3 separate regions of the Homo sapiens genome follow, and all the other regions are linked to region 1. Evidence: chromatin contacts called from ENCODE Hi-C or POLR2A ChIA-PET data. All regions are on one chromosome and are shown on one strand. Each heading gives the region's core, a stretch centred on a gene start or an enhancer-like site at or near the end of the contact. The rest is flanking DNA. Distances are from core to core; before and after follow the strand shown. Region 1 holds the start of DDX10 (DEAD-box helicase 10). Region 2 overlaps DDX10 (DEAD-box helicase 10). Region 3 overlaps DDX10 (DEAD-box helicase 10).

The links. Hi-C counts contacts between places; a loop is a spot of excess contacts on that map. ChIA-PET counts read pairs that join two places held with the same protein, here RNA polymerase II (POLR2A). Pooled maps may share reads with other maps.
Region 2: a loop to region 1 is called in a pooled map, with 7 times the contacts of the local background. The contact joins the enhancer-like site here to the promoter of DDX10 in region 1. A Hi-C loop is called at or near these places in 2 of 168 maps with a recorded cell type or tissue (HAP-1 and mammary epithelial cell) and 7 of 50 pooled maps.
Region 3: a loop to region 1 is called in a map of naive thymus-derived CD4-positive, alpha-beta T cell, with 14 times the contacts of the local background. The contact joins the enhancer-like site here to the promoter of DDX10 in region 1. A Hi-C loop is called at or near these places in 2 of 168 maps with a recorded cell type or tissue (HAP-1 and naive thymus-derived CD4-positive, alpha-beta T cell), 3 of 37 single-sample maps with no recorded cell type and 8 of 50 pooled maps. POLR2A ChIA-PET finds 5 or more read pairs at or near these places in 2 of 52 experiments (GM12878 and activated naive CD8-positive, alpha-beta T cell).

Annotation. Positions count from the first base shown.
Region 1 is chr11:108,663,810-108,666,341 of GRCh38, forward strand. DDX10 (DEAD-box helicase 10) reads left to right here and starts at 1,260. Exons shown (of 18, transcript NM_004398.4): 1 at 1,260-1,530. The coding sequence starts at 1,345.
Region 2 is chr11:108,869,284-108,871,815 of GRCh38, forward strand. The region is part of intron 16 of DDX10 (DEAD-box helicase 10); the gene reads left to right. Among named protein-coding and RNA genes, the nearest start is that of DDX10, 210 kb to the left of the region's middle. Within about 2 kb of position 1,273, at least 2 of the 41 ENCODE cell types and tissues checked have a DNase peak (open chromatin) inside an H3K27ac peak, as active enhancers do.
Region 3 is chr11:108,853,150-108,855,681 of GRCh38, forward strand. All of the region lies in intron 16 of DDX10 (DEAD-box helicase 10), which reads left to right. Among named protein-coding and RNA genes, the nearest start is that of DDX10, 190 kb to the left of the region's middle. Within about 2 kb of position 1,267, at least 6 of the 41 ENCODE cell types and tissues checked have a DNase peak (open chromatin) inside an H3K27ac peak, as active enhancers do; they include GM12878, where a contact is called at or near this core.

The DNA of each region.
Region 1 (2,532 bases), core at 10-2,509:
TTACTGTCTACCACATCTAGTGTTCCTGAGTGTGGAAATTCTCTTGTTCACCTCCTGTCCTCACTCCCTTCCAATAAGCCATGTCTTGTTTGGAGGATGGGCATAGAGTTGAGAGTAGTGATCTGGATATGTGGGGTTGGAAAGGAAATTTGAGAGCCCAAAATTCTGCCTGTGAACTTTGAACTCAATTTTCCAATCTCCTTTGCTACAGCTAAGCTCTCCCACCCACATCCGGTGTTTTCCTGGAGGCTGTAGGTAAATGTGTCAAAAAATTCAATTCATTGAAAGCCAGTTCACTTAAATGTCCAACTTGCAATAACTTTTCTATTACCTCCTTTTTTTTTTTTTTTTGACGGAGTTTCACTCTTTCACCCAGGCTGTGGTGAAGTGGGGCGATCTTGGCTCACTATAACCTCCGCCCCCGGGGTTCAAGCGATTCTCCTGCCTCAGCCTCCCAAGTAGCTAGGATTATAGGTGTGCACCACCACGCCTGGCTAATTTTTGTATTTTTAGCAGAGACAGGGCATCACCATATTGGCCAGGCTGGTCTCGACCTCCTGACCTCAGGTGATCCACCCACCTCGACCTCCCAAATTGCTGGAATTACAGGCGTGAGCCACCGTGCCCGGCCTCTATTACCTACCTCCTTACGTTTAGTTATCATTTTGTCTCCATAAAAGCATTTTAAGGCAAATTCAATTTGATTCCGTTCCAGTTTCCTTGCTGTTGCAGCTAGAGTCTGAGGGGCCCAGAGGAAAAGGAAAACCCAGAGGGGCATAAGAAGAATATAGAATATTCATTTTTATTCCTGAGGAAGTACAACCACCATGGATGGAAATCAGAAGTCACTAACTAGCTGTTTACTTCTGGGCAAATCTTTTGGCTCGTTGGCCCGAAAAGTGCAAAACGAGGGTCACAATTTTCATTCACAGATTGTATGTGTTTACACACATACTCACGAACGCTTAGCAAAGTTGAACCTGGAGCAAATGTGTTAATAGCCCTTAAAGGGTCAGTGTATGACGTCACCATAGTAACAACAACAGTGCGCATGCGTTTTTTTTTAAAGAGCCGGCGTGCTCCCGGCTCGGCTCAGCTCGCCCCCTTCCGTGGAGTGCTGCGCCCCCGTTTCCCCAGGCTGCCCCTCCCAGCAGGAGCCAATTCGCCAATCACAGCCCTCCTTTTCCTGACGTCATTGGCGCGTGCCCCGGTTTCAAAAGCTCGGGGGCGGGCTTCTGAGTTCGCGCATGCGCCTCTGTGCGTTTGTCCCATGCTGGTTCCGTGAGTCTGGCCTTAGGTGTCTCGTGTCTGGGGTTGATCCGAGCTGTCGCCGCCGCCGCCGCAATGGGCAAAACGGCCAACTCTCCGGGTTCGGGAGCCCGACCCGACCCGGTGCGGAGCTTCAATCGCTGGAAGAAAAAACACAGCCATAGGCAGAACAAAAAGAAGCAGTTGAGGAAGCAACTGAAGAAACCCGAATGGCAGGTCGAGCGCGAGAGTATCAGCCGCCTCATGCAGAACTATGAAAAGGTGAGGCCGGCGCTGGGGAGGGGGCTCGGGCCGGCCAGCAGCGGGGCAGCGTCTCACTGCGGCGAGGAGTTGCAGAGTGGAGGCGGCGGATCTGTCACCGGGACCCGGCCGGGAATGAGAGGTCACGCCGGGTGCCACAGCTCAAACCTCTGCACCGTTCTGGCCACTCTTCTGCTTGCCACACTGTTCCTAAAAAAATAATAGAAATGCGGCCGTACCTAAGGGTAGGGAGACTAATGCTGTAATAGCTACAGTCATATTCATATTAATAATACTGATGACAATAGTGGTAATAATGACACCTACATTTTTAAGCACTCACCATGTGCTTACAGTAATTGTTTGACTTGATCTGAGGTATGGATATTAATAATCCTATTTAACAGATGAGATAATTGAGGTTCTAAGAGGAATGAAACTTGTCCGAATCTTTCACGCTTAGTAGGTGGTGTGGAATTGGAAGCTAGATCCATGTCTTTCTAATCCCAAAGCCTTTGCTTTTAACCATGAAGCCAGACTGCATCCCTCAACATCATCTATGCTCCTTCCTGTGGCCACCTCATTTTCTCCACAGGCTTCATGTCCCCATCCAAGAATTGGCCTAGAAAAGCTGGACCGCTGGTCTGTTTCTGTCACCTATCATCCCCACATTGTAGCTGGTGTTCCCAGATGAGTATACCTGTAATGATCACTTTGACCTCCTGACTTCTTCCCCCAACCTCCAGACTCCACAGGTCTGTCAATTCCTCTTTTCCCTTTCCCTAAATCCCATGTTTGTTGGTCTTCACCCACATCTTTCAGCTTCTCAGCCCCCTTCTAGTGCAGTACAATCAGGGATTTAACAGATGGAACATTCTTGTAACTAAGGTTGCCATTGTAACAAATTACCACAAACTTGGCGGCTTAAAACAACAGAGATCTTGAGGTCAGGAGTTCGAGACCAGCCTGACCAACATGGTGAAACCCCGCCTCTACTAAAAATACAAAAAAATTAGCTGGGCC
Region 2 (2,532 bases), core at 23-2,522, 210 kb after region 1:
TTATGCTCTGTCATGGCTTATGCTCGTTTTCATCACTCATCTTCTCTTTGAAAGGAGCTGAATTGAGAAAGCATTTTTCATTGTTTAACGTTGAAATCTAAAAATACTGATATTTGAACTTCAGAAACATATTTGAAATAAGACATGTCAGCAGGTCTTTTGTCAATTGTGAATTGTTACAGATGTGACTGAGTCTTCCATTTTGATGCAGATTATTCTGCATTTTTATTGATAAGCTTTCATTAACATTTTATTTTGGGGGAATTTCTTACCCTTCTAAAATTCATTAAATGCATAAGTCTTGCTGTAAATTTCAGTCTGAGCAGACTGTGGATTATTCATGTTTACAAGTAAACTTCAAAATCTTTTTTTTGACAAGCAAAGTTTGATATGTTCAAACTTTTATGAGTCAGTATATCGATACTGACTCAAAATAATGCTTTCTGCAATGTGTTCATTTTTTAAGATTTTAACTGAAATTTTGGCAGTAGAGATTTTTACTTTCATTATAGAAAATTATGGTAAAATGTGGATATGAATTAGGAGAAGGCTGAAATGGAAGAACTTCATTCTTTCACTTGCTCAGGAGAAACCCTAGAGATAGCCTTCACTTCTTTCATTCTTATACTCCACCACAATTTATTAGTAAATCCTATTTGACTTTATCTTAAAAGTAGATGAGAAAATTTGGTGAAGTCCATATAACATCTGGAGTTTAGTTAATAGTAATATACCAGTGTTGGTTTCTTGGTTGGGAGAAATGGACTATAAAATTACAATAGGAGAAATCTGCGTAAGGGGTATATGGGAATTCTGTACTATCTTTGAAAGTTTCTTGTAAATCTACAGTTATTTAAAAATAAAAACTTTATTAAAAATAGATCCAGAGTTTAACCACTTTTTAACACTCCTGCTATCCCTATCATCCAAGTCACCATAATCTGTAACATGAATTACTAATTGTAACAGTCTTCTAACTAGTCTGCTAGTCTTCTTTCTCTTATCCTCCCACTCTTCTATCCCCAGTTTATTCTGAATTATAGTGGCCAGAATGAGCCTTTAAAAGTAAGTCGCATATTATAATTCTGTTCAGACCCCCATCCTTTAAGAGTTTCCCTGTCTACTTTGTCACAAAAGCTACAAAGTTCACATGTGATCTAGCTTCCAGCTCCTTCTCTGGTCTTATTTCCCACTGTTCTGTCACTAACTCTCTTAACTTTAGACTGTCTAATTACTCCTCAAATGCACTAAGCAGATTCTGGCCTTCGCTCTTGGTATCACCACATAGCTATGTGATTTGTTTCCTTACTGTCTCCAGATTTCTGCTAAAACATAACTTTACTAGAGAAGCATTCACTGATTTCCTGATGCAAAATAGCAACCTCCTCTTATCCTGTATTCTCTTACCTTGATATATTTTTCTCCATAGTACTTCTCTCTACCAGGCAATATATAAATACATACTAGTTTGTTGTTGCTTGTTTTTACTGTCACTAGAATGGGAAACTCAGAACAGGGACTTTGTTCTGTTCACTGCTGAATCACCAGTGCCTAGACCGATACGAACAAACAGTAGGTACTGAGTATTTATCGAGTGAAAGAAGCAGTAACTCTTTAATACAGTTTCTTGTTTTCACTGTGACACTTCCAAAATAGTGTCAAAATTGAAGAATTATAGCATATTGTTTATTGAAAGGCATAATAACTCTAGGGATGTTTCAGAATCCTTTCAGAGGCAGAACAGTAAAACAAAATAAAGAGGGGGAGGGCTAGAAAGCAATGTTACTGGACCCAGATAGATATTAGCACACATGGACAATCTCTAATTATACACTTTGTGTCCAAGTTCATATGTAAACTGGAGCATTTTTTTTTTCTCCATAGAAAAGATGTTCTATACTGTGGTTGATTTCCATTATCACTTAGGCTGCCCATGTACCATACAAGCATGACACTTAGGTGAGTGAAAGGGGTTGCAGTGACTAATTGTACCAAAACAACTGTCCTGGGCAAACCCAGGTATGATCACTTTAATTATAACTCAAAGATGCCTTCAGCTTCTATGGGAAAGGGCATCCTGCCCTCTGCTGGGGGCTTGGAACTCTGGAACACATAAGCTCCTGCTGGTAGAAAAATCTGAATTATAATGTAATGCCTCATTGCATTTGATTCATCCCCTTTTCTTTCCAGCATACTCTACTGGTCACCCTAGCAGTGAGAAAAGAAAGAAATATCTTTTCCTTCCACTGCTCTAGAATTAAAAACAAATTTCAGCTCTGCTTCCTTTGTACCCATCCATTTGCCCACACCCCAACTCCATCCTCCTCCTTACCAGTCCCACGAATTTAAGAAATTGAGCTTTGGGCTGGGCGCGTTGGCTCACGCCTCAATCCCAGCACTTTGGCAGGCCGAGGTGGGTGTATCACCTGAGGTAGGGGGTTCTGAGACCAGCCTGACCAACATGGAGAAACCCCATCTCTACTAAAAATACAAAACTAGCCGGGAGTGGTGTCACATGCCTGTAATGCCAGA
Region 3 (2,532 bases), core at 17-2,516, 190 kb after region 1:
CAAAAACGAGAGCTCCAGTGTGTGCAGCCTGACTGCTAAATAAGGTGGAGGCTTCTGCATATGCTTTAACGTGCAGGCGTGAAACACCATGGCAGAACCACCACTAGATCTCAGAGGCTGTAGTGGGAAAGATTTAAATTTAACAAGAAAATCTTAAATCTAATAAAAGCATTTGATATTTATGAATATTGCATGTTCAGCATAAAATAAGCCCATTTTATTTCACTAAGAAGCTCTCATTTCTGCATATATAAATGTAAAATGAAAGATATAATCTAGAGCCAAAGAAAGCCCTGTTACTGTATTTCCTTTGTGTTTATTCATGCATATTTGTATATATATTACTAAATATGGTTTATTTTTTATACTTATTGATGGTGTATGCTCGATTTTTTTTTTTCATAATGGTTTAAGCTGTAAGAAGTTGCTATCACCCTTGAGCTATCCTCCTGGAAACCTCTTCTTTTATTCCCCCATAAATTGGTGTGTATATTTGGTTTTAATACTGTGTCTGCTGGGGAAATGAAAAAATGATAAAGTTGTCACAATCAGGCATTTTCACTGGGGGTTGATCTCTGAAGTGAACTCCTTATGCCAAACTCTTCCTTCCATTTCCCACTCCCCTTCTGTGTTTGTCCTGTGTGTTTGTTTCCTGACATCTAAAAAAGGAGGAAGATTTTTCTTGTCAAGGGAAGGTCTCATTTCTATGTAACCACTAAGCATCGGACTAAGAACAGAAAGAAGAGCTGACATGGCTTTGCAGCTCAGCCAGGAGCTTTAAATAGACAGAGGCTGTGTTTTATTATTGCTCTGAATAGTTTAGCTACCTCCATTTCACAGCCCTTTTCTGAGTGCTCAGAGATGGTAGCCCTTTTGTAAGAGTGATATTACCAGAGGGATCAGTGGCTGGTCTGCAGCCAGGACTCAAACATTCCTCAAGACACTGAGGACTGCCTGCAGTGACAGGTTCAGGCTGACTGACAGAGCCCAAGGAATGAGCTCAAACCAACCTTTTGCACCCAACTTCCTTTCAAATGAAAGTGACAGGGGTTGAAGGCTCTCATGGCTTTTGAGGTACCTTTTGGAAGCAGACCCAGAAGAGATTATTTGGAAACACTTGGTAAAGGGGTGATGGCACAAATTTCTGTGATATGTAAGGAGAAATATTATGTAAATTATCAGGTTTCTCTCAGTGCATGTGCTTTAAATGACAGATGTGACTTAGTTTTTGAGTAAACTTTGTCTTCTCGTTGATCCTCTTATGTAAACCTAATCATTGTGTTACTTAGGATATTGCCTTCTGAATCACTTTAGTCAGATTCCAGGTAGAGCTTCCCTTTGATCCCTGAACCTACAAGCTATCCAGAAGATATTTTAATGGTCAAAGAAGGTGGTACTTGCAGACTTAATTTACCAGGAAATGTAGTCATAGCTGTTTATAGCTATTTTAAGCAATCACTGCATAGAAACTGAAAGTGTAAGAAAGGGAGGACTCACGTAGCTGTCTTTCTACCTTGTTTTGTGTTTCATGCAGCAAACATCATTTTATTATACAAGGAAGGATATAAAGGACACAGTATTTTTTTTTTAATTTTGGGGAAAGTGCTTGAATGAAGTTTCATGGAATTATCTTTATTTCCCAGAAAAGAGAAAACTTAATGATAATGTGAATTTTCAATTTTAGAAATGAATCTTCTCTGGCATATTGAAAGTACTTCTAAGAAAAATTGCTTTAAAGTGTGAGTAGGATAAACTAAAGTTGGAATGGACCTCTCAGGAATCTGATATGACTTTTTGTTAAAAGATAGATCTAAGTTCTGCCTAGTTATATTATGTGCAGAATTGGGAATGGAAGATAAATACGAAGCTGAAACTGTTACGAAGGTTTGCTGGGTACCTAATAGTGGTTTGGGAAATATAGGTCTTTTGGGTATCAAAACTTTCTTTAGCAGAGAAGTACTTGAATTGCACAATAGAATTGTTTTTACTTTAGCTAACAAGATGTCGTATATTCTTATGACCTACAGATTTTAAACTAAGATCTAGAAAAATACTTGTAGCAATGATCAATAGACCACATTGCTTTTTGAGTTCAGGTAGGTTACATAATCCTGGAATACAGCTTTACCTCATTATCTAGCTAAATTTCCTTTTGCTTTGAGGGTCACAAGTGCTAGTAGGAATCCCTGGTCGCTGGAATGATTTTGTATAAATGTAAGGAAAAGGAACAACAGTGCTGAAACTTGAGGAAATAGATCCTCAGCAATATCTCACTACTGTGCTGCTTTTGAAAAGAAAGTGTGATTTTTATTTATTTATTTATTTTTTAAGATGGAGTCTCGCTCTGTCACCGAGGCTGGAGTGCAGTGACGCGATCTTGGCCCACTGCAACCTCCGCCTCCCAGGTTCAAGCGATTCTCCTGCCTCAGCCTCCCGAGTAGCTGGGACTACACGCATGTGCCACCACGCCCAGCTAATTTTTTGTATTTTTAGTAGAGACAGAGTTTCACTGCATTAGCCAGGATGGTCTTG